2 separate regions of the Mus musculus genome follow, and region 2 is linked to region 1. The links are chromatin loops, found by intact Hi-C in ENCODE. Cell type or tissue: left cerebral cortex. All regions are shown on one strand.

The links. Hi-C counts contacts between places; a loop is a spot of excess contacts. Peaks named below come from ENCODE experiments on the same cell type or tissue, not always from the same donor. Only the 100,000 strongest peaks of a DNase experiment are listed, where the experiment ranks them.
Region 2: it touches region 1 in a loop (2.7-fold over the local background); 15 of 42 quality-filtered maps call a loop at or near these places.

What each region holds. Positions count from the first base shown.
Region 1 is chr4:21,722,970-21,730,969 of GRCm38, reverse strand. Ccnc (cyclin C) reads right to left here and starts at 3,269. Exons shown (of 12, transcript NM_016746.4): 1 at 3,055-3,269; 2 at 467-573. The coding sequence starts at 3,086. In left cerebral cortex, a CTCF peak has its summit at 3,935; DNase peaks (open chromatin) are centred at 2,562, 3,292 and 3,915; H3K4me3 peaks cover 1,942 bases; H3K27ac peaks cover 1,181 bases.
Region 2 is chr4:21,809,976-21,817,975 of GRCm38, reverse strand. It overlaps Usp45 (ubiquitin specific petidase 45), which reads right to left. Exons shown (of 18, transcript NM_152825.2): 10 at 7,153-7,234; 11 at 2,578-2,669; 12 at 1,038-1,094; 13 at 332-475. Among named protein-coding and RNA genes, the nearest start is that of Pnisr, 34 kb to the left of the region's middle. In left cerebral cortex, a CTCF peak has its summit at 3,680 (motif pointing right); a DNase peak (open chromatin) is centred at 3,718.

The DNA.
Region 1 (8,000 bases):
TCATCATCTTTTGTTTGGATTTTTCGAGACAGGGTTTCTCTGTGTAGCCCTGGCTGTCCTGGAACTCACTTTGTAGACCAGGCTGGCCTCGAACTCAGGAATCCACCTGCCTCTGCCTCCTGTGTGCTGGGATCAAAGGTGTGCGCCACTACCGCCTGGCGACTAAATCTTCTTGCTTATGCAAAGTTATAAGGTAAAATGAGAACTACTGGATGCTAATTTAAATAATCATTTATTCTTAAAGTATTTTGCTTAGGCCAACCTTAAAAATGGACCTCACTAGAAATGCCTGAGATTAGTCAACACTGGGCTATAATACATAAGGTGCGAAAAGTATTACCCAGAACACTGAAATGATAATTGTCTAAATAAAAGCATTAACTATAGACTTTAACAACTCATGGAAATTACCATATAAAATAGTGACCAGCTATAGTATACTACTTCAACCAATATAAAAGTTTACCATTTGTAAAAAATATTTGTAACTTCCAATACTCCTCTTCTGAGAGAAACTTTAGGTCCTTTTGGCGCTCTTTCAACAGATCTTGTTTATCCAAAATCCACTGCAAACTAGAGAAGGTAAAGATTTAAAACATGGCATAGAAAGGCAACAGCAGGGATGGGAAGGGGAGGAGCTGCTTGAGGTACTGGGAGGAGAGAGGGTTGATATTGGGATGTAAAGTGAATAAATAAATTTATAGGAAAAAAGCCAACAAGCCAAAGCATTTAAAACATTAAGATTCAATAAGCTTACCATCTTCTACGAGGCACACCTCTCTCTGTCTTTATTTGTCTGTTTGGTTCTGGTTAGCTCTGGCTATCCTGGAACTCCTTCCATGGATCAGACCAGCCTCAAGCTCACAGAGATCGGCCCCTCCCCATCACCACCAAGTTCTGTGATTAAAGGCATGCAGTGCTTCACCCAGCTTCTTCTTCCTCCATTTATTTATTTATTTATTTATTTATTTATTTATTTATTTATTTGGAGGTATGTACTTAAAACATTGATAAAAGACAGTGTCTGGCTGGGAATGCAGCTGAGGTAGAGCACCAGTTTACCTCTGAAACTTCAGCATTAACTCTTCAGAATAGGTCTCTAAAATCCTTAGTAAATTATGTTCAACAATGAAATACTTGAGTTCTTCAATACATGCTCACCTGTTTCAAATACATTCAGACCTGGAGCAAATTTTATATTTTTCTAATTTAATCCCCTTTTCAATCAGTGTTTTCACCATCACCCCCAAGTTTCTCAGTCTTGTTGGACCAATAAAATCTCTTTGGTTTTTGTGAGTGCTATTTGTGAGTGGAATATATTTGTGAGTGCTTTGCTGGATATAAATCTGTGTCAATCAGTGTGACTCCCGTACTGTCTGGTCGATTAACAAGGATGCTGTAGACGCCATTTCAAACTCTCAGGTAAGTTATTCATCAGAGTTCTCTAGTTTTTCAGCAGCCCACTGGCAGCCTCAGCAAGATCGTTTGAAGAAAAAAACAAAAAACAGGAAAACTTGAGGGTAAAGAATCTCTTGATGGTTTCAAAGCTTCTCTACCTCTTTCTCAATTTCCTTCATAGTGTCATGTGTACCAAACACCAGCACACAGGTTTTCAGACCCTCTAGACTAAGAACCATCCTGGAAGATAGACTCTTGCTATATCCAAAGACTTACTACTGCCTGTCTTAGTATTATGTCACTGAGACAGGCAATCAAGGCATTATCTGAGCACCAGGATTAAGTACAGGCCCAAGCTTTATCCCACCTTTTTGGGTCATCCCCTTTTGTATTTCATTTTTTTAATGGAAACATCTCAGTGAGTGAGAACAATGTAAAATAATGTCCCCCAGTGATGCTTCATTGGCCTTTCATCTTCCCAGAAACACTTGGTAGCAAGGGAGGACCTGCTTTCAGAAACAGGTTTCCAAATTCAGTTTTCTTTCTTTCTTTTTTTTTCCCCCTTCTTCTTCTTTATTCTCAGGCAAAGAGGGAAACAAGCAAACCAATTCACAGAATTAAAATTTTGTTATTCTCTTCCCACTAAAATTTAATTAAACTAAATGTCTCTATCTAGTCCTGTTCATTTTTTATGTATTTAGTGGAAAGCCTGCTCAACGCTTAGCCCAAGCATACAACTTCCTGCATGTTTAACCAAATGTATTTAGAGACAAATATCTTTAAGATTACTTTAGCCCTTCCATGGTCACTGAAAGACATTAAAATTTAGTGATTTAAGTGGTTAAAGGAAGAGGACAAAATCTGGGAAATACACGACTTTAAGGCAAAATATAAGACACTGGCTAATGAATGAAAATGGATATATTTTGAGAGCCCCTGTGCTCGCAAATTCTAGAAGCATTAAAGTCAATTTAGGAGCCTGCAATTGGTGGCTCATGCCTTTAATTCCAACACTTAGAAGCAGAAGCAGAGGCAGGCAGATTTCATTAAGTTCGATGCCAGCCTGTGAGTTTTAGGGCAGCCATCCCTCAACGTGAGAAACACTGCTTCGGGGATGGGGGTAGTGGTGTCAATCTAGGCATAAGGCTGGGCCAGGAAGCAGCAGGTAGAAACAAGCACGACTCACTCCTCTCCTCTGAGTAAATATTAAATCTACAGTAAGGCGAATGACAAGAGATTATAATATCACTGCTATGAAAAAACAAACAAACAAACAAGCTAGCTAGCAATAGCCAACCATGTCCATCCAAAGCAGGGAACCTCACAGAGCTACAATGGGTCACTCTTTCCCTTGCCGGTGCCCACATCATCCCACCAATCAAACCCCAAATTTGAAATGAAACCGCCTCCGACTCCCTTCCCGGAGATCAAACCCCTTACCTCTTACCCATCCTTCGAGCTCACCTCCCCTCTGCTCCCGAAATCTCTCTGTGAGAAGAGGGGAGGCTCGCAAACGACAGCATCACGTTTCGGACCCCCGGCTTCCCAGGGAGGGCTCACCCGCAGCGGCCAGGATGGAAACCCCGAGGGATGGGCAGGCCCAGCCCTCCTGTGCCCCAGCCCCGGCCCCAGGCGAGAAAATGGAAGCTCACTTACTAGTGGGAGCTCTGCCAGAAGTTCCCTGCCATGGAATAATACTGCTTGCCCTGATACAAATGCACCAGCCAGCAAAGCGGCCCGCGGAGCGACCATAGACACAGTCCGGACGACTGTGCTCCTACCAGACTGGCTGGGCTGAACTCCACAGCCACCGCAGCCGGAGGAAGAGAACAGCACCCTCGTCGCCTTGACGCCGGTCGACAACACTGAGCGGCGTACACCGGTTCCGGCAGACAAAAGTTCCGGCCCGCCCTAGTTGCGGAGGAAGCTAGCAACCGCCCGACCGCCAATGGGCTTGTTGAGGCGGGAGCTAAGGAAACACGGGCGGAGGCTCCCGGTGGCGAGAGGCTCTCCCCGAGGTTTCCTGCCAATTCTCCTCCAGAGCGTCCACACACTGGGTTTCTGGTCTAGTGCGGTTTTCTTTTGGGTCCATTTAGGGATCTTGTTAATCCACGGTGTAGGCCTTCAGAAATAGCACACTGGCGTTGAAGAAAGCATGGCAGTATATGACTGCTTTTTCCCTAGGGCTGAAAGGAGAAATAAATGAAAGTAATTTTGGCCTTAAGATGTAAGTGCTCTTAGTAAAGTTCCTGTCGGTATTAAGCCTAACGAGTTAAGTGTAGACTTAACTTAGAGTAGCAATCTTTTTATGTCAGAGCCGGCTACTTGTTTACCTAAAAACATGAGCATATAAATGTACATCTAGCTAACACTTACGTTCCAAATGGGTATGCCGCAGAAATGCAATTAAATAATATTTAAATGTTGCTGTTATCATTGCAACTTTGCGTTCGCGTTTCGTACTGTACTTCGGCGGCAGAGTCAAGAACATGAGGAGTTTCAGGCCAGTCCTTGCTTCATGCTGAGACGCCATCTAGGGGAAAAGAGGAAAAGGGATGTAGATAATCAAGGATGTAAAATGCTTGCTGGTGCCCCAGAAGCTCTGGGTGATACTCAGCACTATATACACCTGCAAGCTAAGGGTATTCAATACCCTCAGATACGTTGTTTTGGGCCAGCCTAGGACAGGTGAGGATCTATCTAAATCTTTTAAGTTTTAATTTAAATTAAAAAATGTCTCTAAATGATTGGGCACACCTGAAAATTAGTCAAGAATTCCGAGGAAGATAGCACCAATGTTTTTCCTTTGTGAGTGGAGTCTAATTGAGATGTGGAATGGAGTGAAAACAATTTCTATAAGTGAAACTAGTATGCCAACTATAGAAAAGATGTTTTTAAATTCCACCCACTTAGGCACGTACACAATTAACCTGTGAAATACATTTATTCTTGAATTTGGATGAGCTAGACTAGGCTTCATTGTTATAACATTGTTATACCCCCAACTTAGCTTGAAAATTCGTCTCATTCTCATGGTATTTCCTAAAGCTGGCTAGTTCTTCCTGGCTGCCCTCTAGATCTTCAGAGAACTAGAGGGTTTCTATCTCCCAACTATTCATTTCAATGTTCCTTGCTTCCAAGATCAACATCTTTCTGGGCAGAACATGACTCAAGCGAGCTCTTTAATAACTAGTATTAAGAGTCTTGAAATAGAAACAACCCAATCAATTTTCATGACCCACTGACCAGAATATACCCAAATGACTCCAACTTAATAGCCAAGGTACCTAAAAAATGTTGAGAGGCATGTAATACATTTGTGAACATTACTGTTTGTTTCACTGCAGATCAGTTTGTTTGTTTGTTTGTTTTGTTTTTTCAAGACAGGGTTTCTCTGCATAGCCCTGGTTGTCCTGGAACTCACTTTGTAGACCAGGCTGGCCTGGAACTCAGAAATCCGCCTGCCTTTGCCTCCCGAGTGCTGGGATTAAAGGCGTGTGCCACCACGCCCGGCAGATCATATTTTTCTTTTTCTTTTTTTTAAAGATTTATTTATTTTATTTATATGAGTACACTGTAGCTGTCTTCAGACACACCAGAAGAGGGCATCAGGTTCCATTACAGATGGTTGTGAACAACCATGTGGTTGCTGGGAATTGAACTCAGGATCTCTGGAAGAGCAGTCAGTGCTCTTAACCGCTGAGCCATCTCTCCAGCCCCTCAGATCATATTTTTCAAAATGTGTTTTAAAGACACAACCATCACCCAAGTTGTGCATCATAGAGATTTAGATTTGCTTTAATTCTCTCTGCTCTTTTCCTTTTGTTTTATCAGCCTTGCATAAAGATTCTGTAACAAACTGCTTGCGATGTTTTATGTGCTTCTATGACACTTTTTTCTTTCTTTCTTTCTTTCTTTTTTTTTTACTGTTTTAGACAAGATCTCACTATGTACCTTTGGCTGTCCTTAAACTCACAAAGATCTGCCTGCCTCTTTCTCCTGAGTGCTGGAACTAAAAGTGTGAGCCACTACACCTAGCTCCTATAACACTTTAAAAACGGGAAGGCGTTAGCACACATCTTTAATCCCAGAACGCAGGAGGCAGAGGCAGAGGCAGAGGCAGAGGCAGAGGCAGAGGCAGAGGCAGAGGCAGAGGCAGAGGCAGAGGAGGCAGAGGAGGCAGAGGAGGCAGAGGAGGCAGAGGAGGCAGAGGAGGCAGAGGCAGAGGAGGCAGAGGCAGAGGCAGAGGCAGAGGAGACAGAGGCAGAGGCAGAGGAGGCAGAGGCAAAGGCAGAGGAGGCAGAGGCAGAGGCAGAGGCAGAGGCAGGCTGATCTCTTGAGTTTGAGGCCAGCCTGGTCTACAGAATGAGTTCAAGAATGGCCAAAGCTGGGCTGGTGAGATGGCTCAGTGGGTAAGAGCACCCGACTGTTCTTCCAAAGGTCCAGAGTTCAAATCCCAGCAACCACATGGTGGCTCACAACCATCTGTAGCGAAATCTGACGCCCTCTTCTGGTGTGTCTGAAGACAGCTACAGTGTACTTACATGTAATAAATAAATAAATCTTTAAAAAAAAAAAAAAAAAAAAAGAATGGCCAAAGCTACACAGAGAAACTCTGTCTTGGGGGAGAGGGTTGCAGTATCCTGGGCTGGCCTGGAACTCACTGTGAACTCAAGTGTTCTGATTTGCTTCTCTGTTATTGTGATAAAATGCTGACAAAGGCAACTTGGGTATATAAAGGGTTGGCTTCACCTTCTGCTCCAGCATCGAGGAAGGCCATGGCGGGAATCTGCTTCAAAACTGAAGCAGAGACCATGGAGAAAATCTTAATTCACCGTGGCTTACTACTTTGTTATGTTTCATGAGCCCACCTGCTCAGGGATGGCACTGCCCACAGTGGACTGGCTCCTCCCATATCAATTAGCAATCAAGAAAATGCCTCACAGACAAGCCCACAGGCCAGTCTAATGAAGGTAATTACTCAATTGAGAGTCCTCTTTGAAGGGACATCTAGGTTTGTGTCAAGTTGACAAGTATGATACCATTAATGTTCTACTTTACCTTTCTGATCCTCCTGCCTGCACCTACTAAGTGCTAAGGTTGCAGGCCTCTTCTATGTACTCTATTAATTTATATATTATACATGTCTATTGTTATCTTAGCACCTAGCATCTACTTTATGTCTGTGCCTATACACTTTCCCACATCTTTGTAACACCTAATAGGCATAGCAATACTGATATTTGTGGGGTTTGGGGATATTTTTAAACTGTGTATGTGTCAAGAAGAGGTTGTTAGATTCCCTGGAGCTGGAGTTAGAGGTGGTTGTGAGCTTCTCAAGCTGGTAATGAGATGGCCTCAGGCCTTCTGGAAGACCAGCAAGTGCTCTTAACCACTGAGCCATGTCTTCAGCCCATACACTGATATTTGTATCTAACTCTCACATAATTGGGGGAAGGTGTGTGCTTTAATATCATAACATGGATACAAAATCATGTTGGAATGTGAATGCAAAAACAAACTGCAACACATTATTAGAGCCATTATATAATACCATCCAGGTGCCTTTCTTTTGGGAAGACTTTTACACAGCTAACCAAAAAAAAAAAAAAAAAAAAAAAAACCCACATAGAATTGTTTTTTGTTTATATTCTGATTTCTGCTTCCAGTCCACAACACCAAACTTGCAGCACTTTCCAGAAAGGCTGTGTAAGTTAAGGTCCTAAAGCTGAGGTCTTCTGATCTCTGCAGGAATTTAACTTCGACTGTTCTCTCTCTTCTCCTCCCCTCTCTCAGAGTTTCAAGCTGGCTTCAGACTCACAGAGAGCCTGCCTTTGCCTTCCCTGAGTACTGGAGTTCAAGGCACATGCCACCCCTGCCCAGGTCATTCTCCTCACTTAATTTCCCTGTCTACTTCAGAGGATTTGTTTCACTTATTTTATTTTCGTGACCAGTGTGTTTTGCTTTGTTTTTGTTCTTCAAGACAGGGTTTCTCTGTGTAGCCCTGGCTGTTCTGGAACTTACTCTGTAGACCAGGCTGCCCTCAAACTCTGAGATCCAACTGCCTCTGCCACCGCCACCCAGCAATGGCCTAGTGATTTTAATTACTTACATAAACACGGGAAGGTTGATTTTGTGTGTGTGTGTGTGTCTGTGTGTGTGTGTGTGTGTGTGTGTGTTGGGGGGAGGTTAATTAACTGGAACTTGGGCAACGTATCTAAGGGAAATGTATTTGCCTCCGCCCAGAAAAACTGTTAATAACTCCACAGGAAGGGTAGAGCATCATGAGCCCCCCCACCCCATTTCAAGTCCTTCCTTGAAAGTTCTGTGAAATGGGAAAATCAAGTCCAGAAGACTATGTTTAGTGTTCTCCATTGTTGTGGATGGGCCTGGTGCTGCTTGTATTTTGATGCTAATTCCTCTCTCCAGGGAGGGGTGGCAGACAAAGAGTGAGTCAGAACTCAGACTTCTTGTGTACCAATCCCCTATAAAGGAGCCAATCACTGGGTGAGTAGGCAGGACTTCCGGGCTGGACGGAGGAAGTGAATAAGGAGAAGAGAGGGTTAGAGGCCTTTTGTAACGGGGATGGCATAAGGGCAAGA
Region 2 (8,000 bases), 87 kb before region 1:
GAACTCTCAGCTCTGCCTGTGCCATGCCTGCCTGGATGCTGCCATGCTCCCACCTTGATGATAATGGACTGAACCTCTGAACTTGTAAGCTAGCCCCAATTAAATGTTGTTTTTTATAAGACTTGCCTTGGTCATGGTGTCTGTTCACAGCAGTAAAACCCTAACTAAGACATGGTGCAATACGTATGTGGAAACATGGCTAGCAGTAAACTGAGCACTGTAAAGCTGAGAAACAGGAGGGTGCGTGTTCTTAGACTGCTGTTTCTACTTGAGAACGTTCTTTCACAATGAAAGTATTAAAAACACAGCAGCCCCCCACAGCCTGACTTGCCTTGTCGTTAGGTGAGGAGTGCTTCCTGGAAGCTCTGGGTTGATGGGCATTTCCTACAGTCACGGTGCCCTTGTTATGATCTTGGTCTGTTTCTTGTAAACTTCTGCATTTACTCATTTTCCCCAAAAGTACAGGTTTTGAAACCTATGCCACATGTAACATAAAACATTTTCAGCGAATGAATTCTTTTTAACACTTGTAACTTACTAGAAATATAAAAAGAAAATTTTCTTATTAAGAAATATATTTTTAAAATTCCTCTATTAGTATGGGTGTTTTGATGGCATGGATGTTGTGCACCACTTGCATGCAGACCCACGGAGGCCAGAAGAGGGTACTGAATTTCACCTTGGAACTAGAAGTGGAGTTACACACAGCTGTCAGCTCACAAGTCGTGAGGGTGCTTGGAACTTAACCAGGGTCCTATGGAAAAGCAGCCAGGGCTCTTAGCTGCTGACCCATCTCTCCAGCCCACTTAAAAGGGTAATTTTCTTAACAATTTCAAAATACAAGGTTAAAAGATTTAATCCCGGGAATAAGAAAATATATATACTTCATGCACACATACGCAAACCTGGTATCAAACACACCACACAGACCTAATTCTGTGTAAATCATGACTCTGTAACAGATAAAGCCAACAGATGTTTAAATAATTGAATAGATGCATATTCTTTATGAGAATGTTGTGATTTCTCCTCCTTACCCTTTCTTCTATGATAGGAAGTGAGATATCAATGAAGGGATCCTTCATGGTAGAGATCTTAAAGGAAAATAAGATGGAGACATTCGGTTAGAATTCTAGCATAGATGCACACTGTTGTTAAAGAGAAAAACAAGTCAAACCTCTCAGACAACTTATAACTTTAACTTATAAGTTAAAATACTGTATGAAGTGTTAGGAATAAAAAGTAGACAAGCATTTGACCGATTTCTCAGGATAATCTGTTTTAGAAGATACTGGTATAAGAGAGAAATCAGCATTTCTGTCCAATGCTGTATAAAATGTAGTAATAGTTATAGTCACATTTTATGTTTCAGTGTCATAAGTAAGAGGAGATACAATAATCCCTGTTTTCTAAAACTAGAGATGATAGAAGACCTGGAAAATTTTTATTCTTATTAAAATCTGATAAAAGTTTAATCTATTGTAGTCAACCACATTTTCAGAAATATTTCTTAACAAGCAGTTGAAAAATCTATAAACGTTCATGCCTGCTTTACGTTGTTGAAGTTGGCATTTAAATATGAAGTTCAAAATCAAAGATTAAGTGAAGAGTAAGAGTTTCTACACACATACACACACACCCTTTGTACATCACATAACACAAACAAACCCCAAAAACCCGAATCGAATGTGATAGTCTTTTTCTGTCCCCACATTTTAGGACGGGGCACTATGACCATTACTTGTTTCAGAGATGTCTCTCTCATCTCAGTCTAAACTAGAAGCTAACCTATTTGATCCATTCAGCCAGGCTTATCTGACATGTACCACTCGGGAAGCTGACACAGGAGAACTCCAGTTCAAAGCCTGAGCTACACATACACAGCAGAATGGAGTGAGGAAAAGCCTAAGGACCTCACAAGGAAGTCAAGAGGAAAAACAGTTACACAGCACAGAAACACACGGACTTAGAAACACTTAGAAGTGTGCTTGCCACTTAGAAGTGGAAGGCAGATATTACGAAAATCATTGCATAGCCATGTGCCAAGGTTTTTTTAATGACAAGACTTCATGTAGAAGGAAAACTCTTTGCTGTCATTATCACTGGCTGTTTTAGATTAGAAAAGCTGACTAGCATGCTGAGTACAGGAGAAATACACTCTACTCAGAATCCCTGTAGCCTTTATCCATAGGGTTTCTACAGGGAAGTTAAGTGATGGCCACTGTCATAACAGTGTAGTTCTACTTTCTGCAGTAATGGGTTTCATGTACTATAAGTCTTAGAGCCTGGGCAAGCAAAGCTTTATAAAGGAAAGGCAGTTCACTTGCACAAAACTAGTTACTTCTGAGACACCACTACTGTCCTTTAAGAGGTTTTATTTGTGTATGAAGCAAATATTGGGAATTTGAATTAGTACTTCTTGTTATTGAAAGTAAGTCTATCATCAATTTATTAGATCACATCCATGATTTTGCTATTGTTATCTTCTGATAACCACCGTGATACCTGAGAAATAAAGCAACACAACACAGCAATGTGACTGTAGTGTATTCCATGAAGTGAATTCTAGGTACATACGTTCGCACATTCTTCACACATGACTGTGCTAGTTAATTCGCCAATAAAGATGCGATCTATGAAGTTCATCTTCACACCTTCCTTTCCATAGGCTGTTAAAAGAACACATTTCTTCTAAATTAAAAAAATTCACAGAACAACCACTGATCCGAGAGTGACATGCTACTACTCAAGTCATTTGGATAAAATATAGCTTCTCTATTATATCCAATAATGTATTTTAATATATCACATTACATCTTTCTCCTTTACAATTTTGTAGAGGAACTGTGACTATTGAGTTCCATAATCTTTAAGAATTAACACCATGTAGGTCCCAGGAATTGAATTCCACTTGCCAGGGTTGGCAGCATATATCTTTACTTGCTGAGTCATCTTGCCAGTGCAAATTATTTTAATAGGTAAATATAGCAGTAACTACTAGCTCATACTACACCCAAGCTGCTCCTATTAACTTTTTTGACATTTCTGTATCTAATCTAAAGGTGGACAGGACAGGGAAAAATAGCTGCTTCAAGGCTAAAGATTCCAGAATCAGAGCAATAAAAGGGGGTATAAAATACAGTGTGTGAAGCACAGAATAAGAACTCACCTGGGGAATTAGTATAAACACACACACACACGTGCTTGGTGATTACTTTCAAAGTTGAAATCATTTGATTTATGGAGTGCTTACGAATCAAAGGAAGCTGTGCTAATGGTTGGCCGTAAAATAACTGGTGTTGGAGACACTGACCAAACAATAGGCTGTAAGTATGTGTAGTTAAACTAGTTGACACACACACAGGCTGCTCTCAAGCTCACAGAGATCCGCCTGCCTCTGCCTCCCAGTGCTGGAATTAAAGGCATGCGCCACCATTAGCCAGCTGACAGAAAGTACATTAACAAAACTGCTCACTGGCTTTTAAAATCTATCCTTTGCAAGCCTCTACCTTTGTTGAAAACTATTAAAAGGCATTATCCAAAGCACTGAATAACAGAGAAGACATACTTTAAAACCAATAGACATTTTATAGTAACTATTAAGAAATTCTGTCTTCTTACGAAAAAATGCACAAAAAGGAGACACAGTTGAAAGAAAACCAGCGTTATTGCTCTATGCATGCACTAGATGGCAGCATTGCAACACAGAGTAACAAGGCACATGCTGGAGAAATTATGCCCCACCCACCTCCTTGGGAGACAGGGTCTCACTATGTAGCTCTGGCTGTCCTGGAACACACTATGTAGACAAAGCTGGCCTCAAACTCCTAGAGACCCACCTGCCTTTGCCTCCCAAGTGCTGCAATTAAAGGTGTGTACCACTGTCCCAACTGTAACTACAACAGTGTTAGAGCACTTGCTTATAAATTAGTCACATATTATAAACAGTATAATACCACAAAAATAAAGTTAGAAATAAAATACATACGACATCTTACAGTGTCCTTTACAATGATGAGCTCATACTAACAGAATCTCAAAACAAAATGTACACTAAGTGAGAATTAGATGTCACAGGATATAAACTCGAACTGCAATATCTGAACAAGCCTTGCTTAATCACTGGCTTGTCTCATGTTGGCAGACTGTAGCAAAAGGCTGAAGGAGTCAAGACTTGCTGCTATTTATTATTAGTCTCTTAAATAAACAGTGAGTCTGCAACATCTTTGGAGCTTATAGGCATTTTGTCTAGATTAAAACTAGGTAAGGTGGCTGCCCTCAGAAGTGGGCTTAAACCTTCTCCAGAGGTGGTGAACCAACGCCTGAGAGTGTAAGCCTGGGAATCAATGGAGGTACAGGGGCGGGGTGGGGGGGGAGGGTAGACTCATGTGGGGAACACGCTTCTGATGGTGAACTAGACATAGCAGCGAACCGTTTTCTATAGACAAGTGTCTCCTGACTTAAATAAGAGAAGCCCCTCCTTACAATAAACAGTGGTGTGCTCACACTCATGGCTGTCCCAGGATGCAGAAAATAAAGAGATAGTCTGGGCCCATCCCTAATCAAGCCACTTACACAACTCCCTCTAAGGCAGGGAACACTGCAGAAGAGGGGACAGGAAATATTTAAGAGCCAGAAGACAGGGGGAAGGGCTACCAAATTTCATTCTCTAGATGTGATACAACTATTGTAAAGTGTACATGTGAAATTATAAAAAACAATAATAGTAATTAAAAGCCATTTAAGAAGAAAACCCTTAGGTATATCAGCAAGCCTCCTCATCTAACATAAAGGTGCTAGAGCTCAGTTCTCAAGAGAGGGCGCTACTTTCCGTAATTCCTGAAGTCCTATGTACGGATGTGTCAATCTATACATGTGATATTAGTTCAATTAAAAAAATGCAGCCAGGTGATGGTGGCTCACTCCTTTAATTCCAGCACTTGGGAAGCAAAGGCTAGTAGGTCTCTGAGTTAGAAGCCACCCTGCTCTACAGAGTGCGTTCCAGAACAGACAACGCTACACAGTGAAACCCTGTCTTGAAAAACCAAACAAACAAAAATAGGTAAAAGAAAAACAAGCACCCATATATTGTCACGTGTTCTTTCTATCGCAGACATTCTTTCTTGCGGACAGATCCTGAGTCAGCATTTTCAAATGTTCAAGTATGGGTTTCATAGGAAGACTGTTGATACCCATTTCTATAGTGACATAATGTCACCTATATTTCTCAAGCACAAAGCATCAAAGTAGCACCTTCTAGAAGCACCACTTGAGTCCTGTCTCCTTACCTGGTCTTAGTCACCACTCATCAGTTTCCTCACCTAGAAAGCCGGTTGCTGTTGATGATTGGAGTTTTTCAAGTCCTTCACAGGCCCGGACAGGCCCCCAGCAAGCATCTCTGGCATCTAGTCTAGTTAATTTTAACACTGAGCACGTATCTCCCCATCCTTTTCCTTGAGAGAGTATTCCCTTTCTAATTTTTAGTTTTGGATTCATCTATTTAATGTATGAGTGTTTTGCTTAACATAAATACCATATACGTGAACGTCAGAAGGTGTTGGGTCCTCTGGACCTGGAATTACAGATGGCGATGAGCCACCTCTGCGGAGCCTGGGAACTGAATGTGGGTCCTTTGTAAGAGCAACAAGCGCTTTTAAGAACTCAGCATCTCCAGCCCCTTAATTTGGGGGAGTCGGTTCTCAGCTGTGCAGCCTTGTCACTGGAAAGAGGCTGCTCTGTGCTCTGCCTCTGTGCCCAGCCCTAGAGATTTCTTGCCTCCCTTTAACAGAGAAGGGTATGACCCTTTCCACTGTATCCAACTACCTGCCTACACTGCCCACATTGGCCAGTTATGAAATAATTAAAGCTGTCCTCCACCCTGTAGCACAGTGGCTCTAATCACAAACCCATTTTTGAGGGAGCGTCTGTGAAGCCACACCCACCTGACCCTTACTGCAACATTCAAACAGAGACACTCTTGCTAGAATAGTCTCTCACAAATTAGAACGAACTGAATCCTAGCCACATGTAACAAGATTCTAGTCTTCTCAACATATAAGGTATGCTTCTGTACATGGCTCTAATTCTTACAACCAAGAGACTCCAGTTAGCAAGGATTAAGAACATGACTGTGAAGCCTGGACAAGAACTAGGGCTCACAGAAAAATCATGGCATTTTGCAGTTGACAATGTTTTTTTCAATATGTAAAACAGATCCCACAGTTTCATCTTAAATACACAGCACTATCTGACGTACTAAGCGACGTAGGACTATTTCCTCTATGATTTGTCTCCTCAGTCATTGCCCACAAGACTCAAGTACTACACAATAGTATCTTTGCAACACACACACACACCTTAAAACGCAACACACCATTGTAGCTGTAAAATCCAATGTAATACTAAAGTAATATATTCTAATGTGCATTTATTTACAACTACCTGGACAAATTCACTCTACAGCTCTGATATCAGCAGCTCACACATTCCTAATGTCCCACGTGGAGGAGCTGTAGGAATAGTGCAGACAGAGTCATCTTTAACACTGTGAAAAGGGAAGATACACCACTGGGTAGTGCCTCTGCTCCCCTGCACCATAGGTCAGAGCCTGGGGAGACGCACTCTCCTCCTAAGGTTACTACCTTAGAGATAAGTCCACGTCCTCAATTGCTCCTCTGTAAAGATCCTGTTTTAGGTTATTAGCATATATTCCTGTTATATAATAATGGAGTTTCATTACATTTTCATACATGTCCTTCATCATATTTATCCATAACACTTCTGTATCTCCCACTCCTACTGATCCCGTCCTCCTGTGTACAGGAGAATGGGTGAAGGGAGGTTACTTACAGACACATGGCCATCTCCTTCCTCTAGCAACCGCTAACGTATTAATGCACTCAGGGAAGGAGAGGCTTTACGACCCCTCCCCTCTTCGGGACAGTTTTGTTCAGGCACTGGAAAGCACAGTGGCTGGAAGTTCCTGAGTGCGAGGCCAGGCTATGTGCAGAGGAAGGTGTTCTCCAACACTCTACCCTCCCTGGTTCTTAGATCCTTTCCCTCACCTACCCTGTCATGTTCCCCGAACCTTGGAGGGAAGAAGAAACCTTAATAAATTGCTCTATGACGTAATTTTTAACAGAGTCAACATACCTTTGACCTTTTTTCTAGTTTCATCATCAGCAGTCTTGGTAGTTGGGTTGTTGAAGGCTTTTAGAATGCTGGCTTGTATCCTCTGTAAAACAGAGATATGAGAATCTAGTGAGGGTTCAAGAAGCTCTCATTCACAACAAAGGACAACAGAGCAAGGTACACTGTGGGTCTTGGCTACCTTTAAAGTAAAATCTTGAAGTCTTAACTAGGTACTTATTGTTAGGAAATGTGGTTTTCATTGTTTTGAATTGTTTTGTAAGACTGAGCCTTGCCGAACAGATACACATGTAGAAATGCTACGTGTCACCTCTCTTTCAGCTGTACAATTCCCCAAAGGAACCAACCTTCTACCTAGGCATGCTAGCACATGCCTGTAATCTCAGCATTTGGAAGAGGGGCAGGATTGTGAGGTAGGGCCAGTCTGGACTCACAAACAGAGAACGACCTTGCTTCTAAAGTCAACTCAAAAGTAAAAACAAAGGAAAACAAAACTACTAAGCTTCCCTAATGACAAGTGTTCATAGGTGAGAGTTAACTTTCTGTTTAGGTTTCCTCTCACATTTAACGCATTTTGCACAAGCCAAGTAACCCAATTCAGTTTTTCCTCAGGGTTAGAGTGGCTCTCTCCCCTTCTCCCTCCATCGAAACTGTCACTCCTTGTCAAGACAAAAGAAAGGAAACAAAAGATCAGATCACATGAAACTGTCTGTCCATAAAGAAACATTAATAGATAAGACGCTATGCATACAGAAACCCTAAAATCCAGACTATCAACTAACATCTGTCAAGAATTTCCCAATCACAATTATAGCAATCGTTACACTTAGTGTTGTTAATAATGGCTGTGT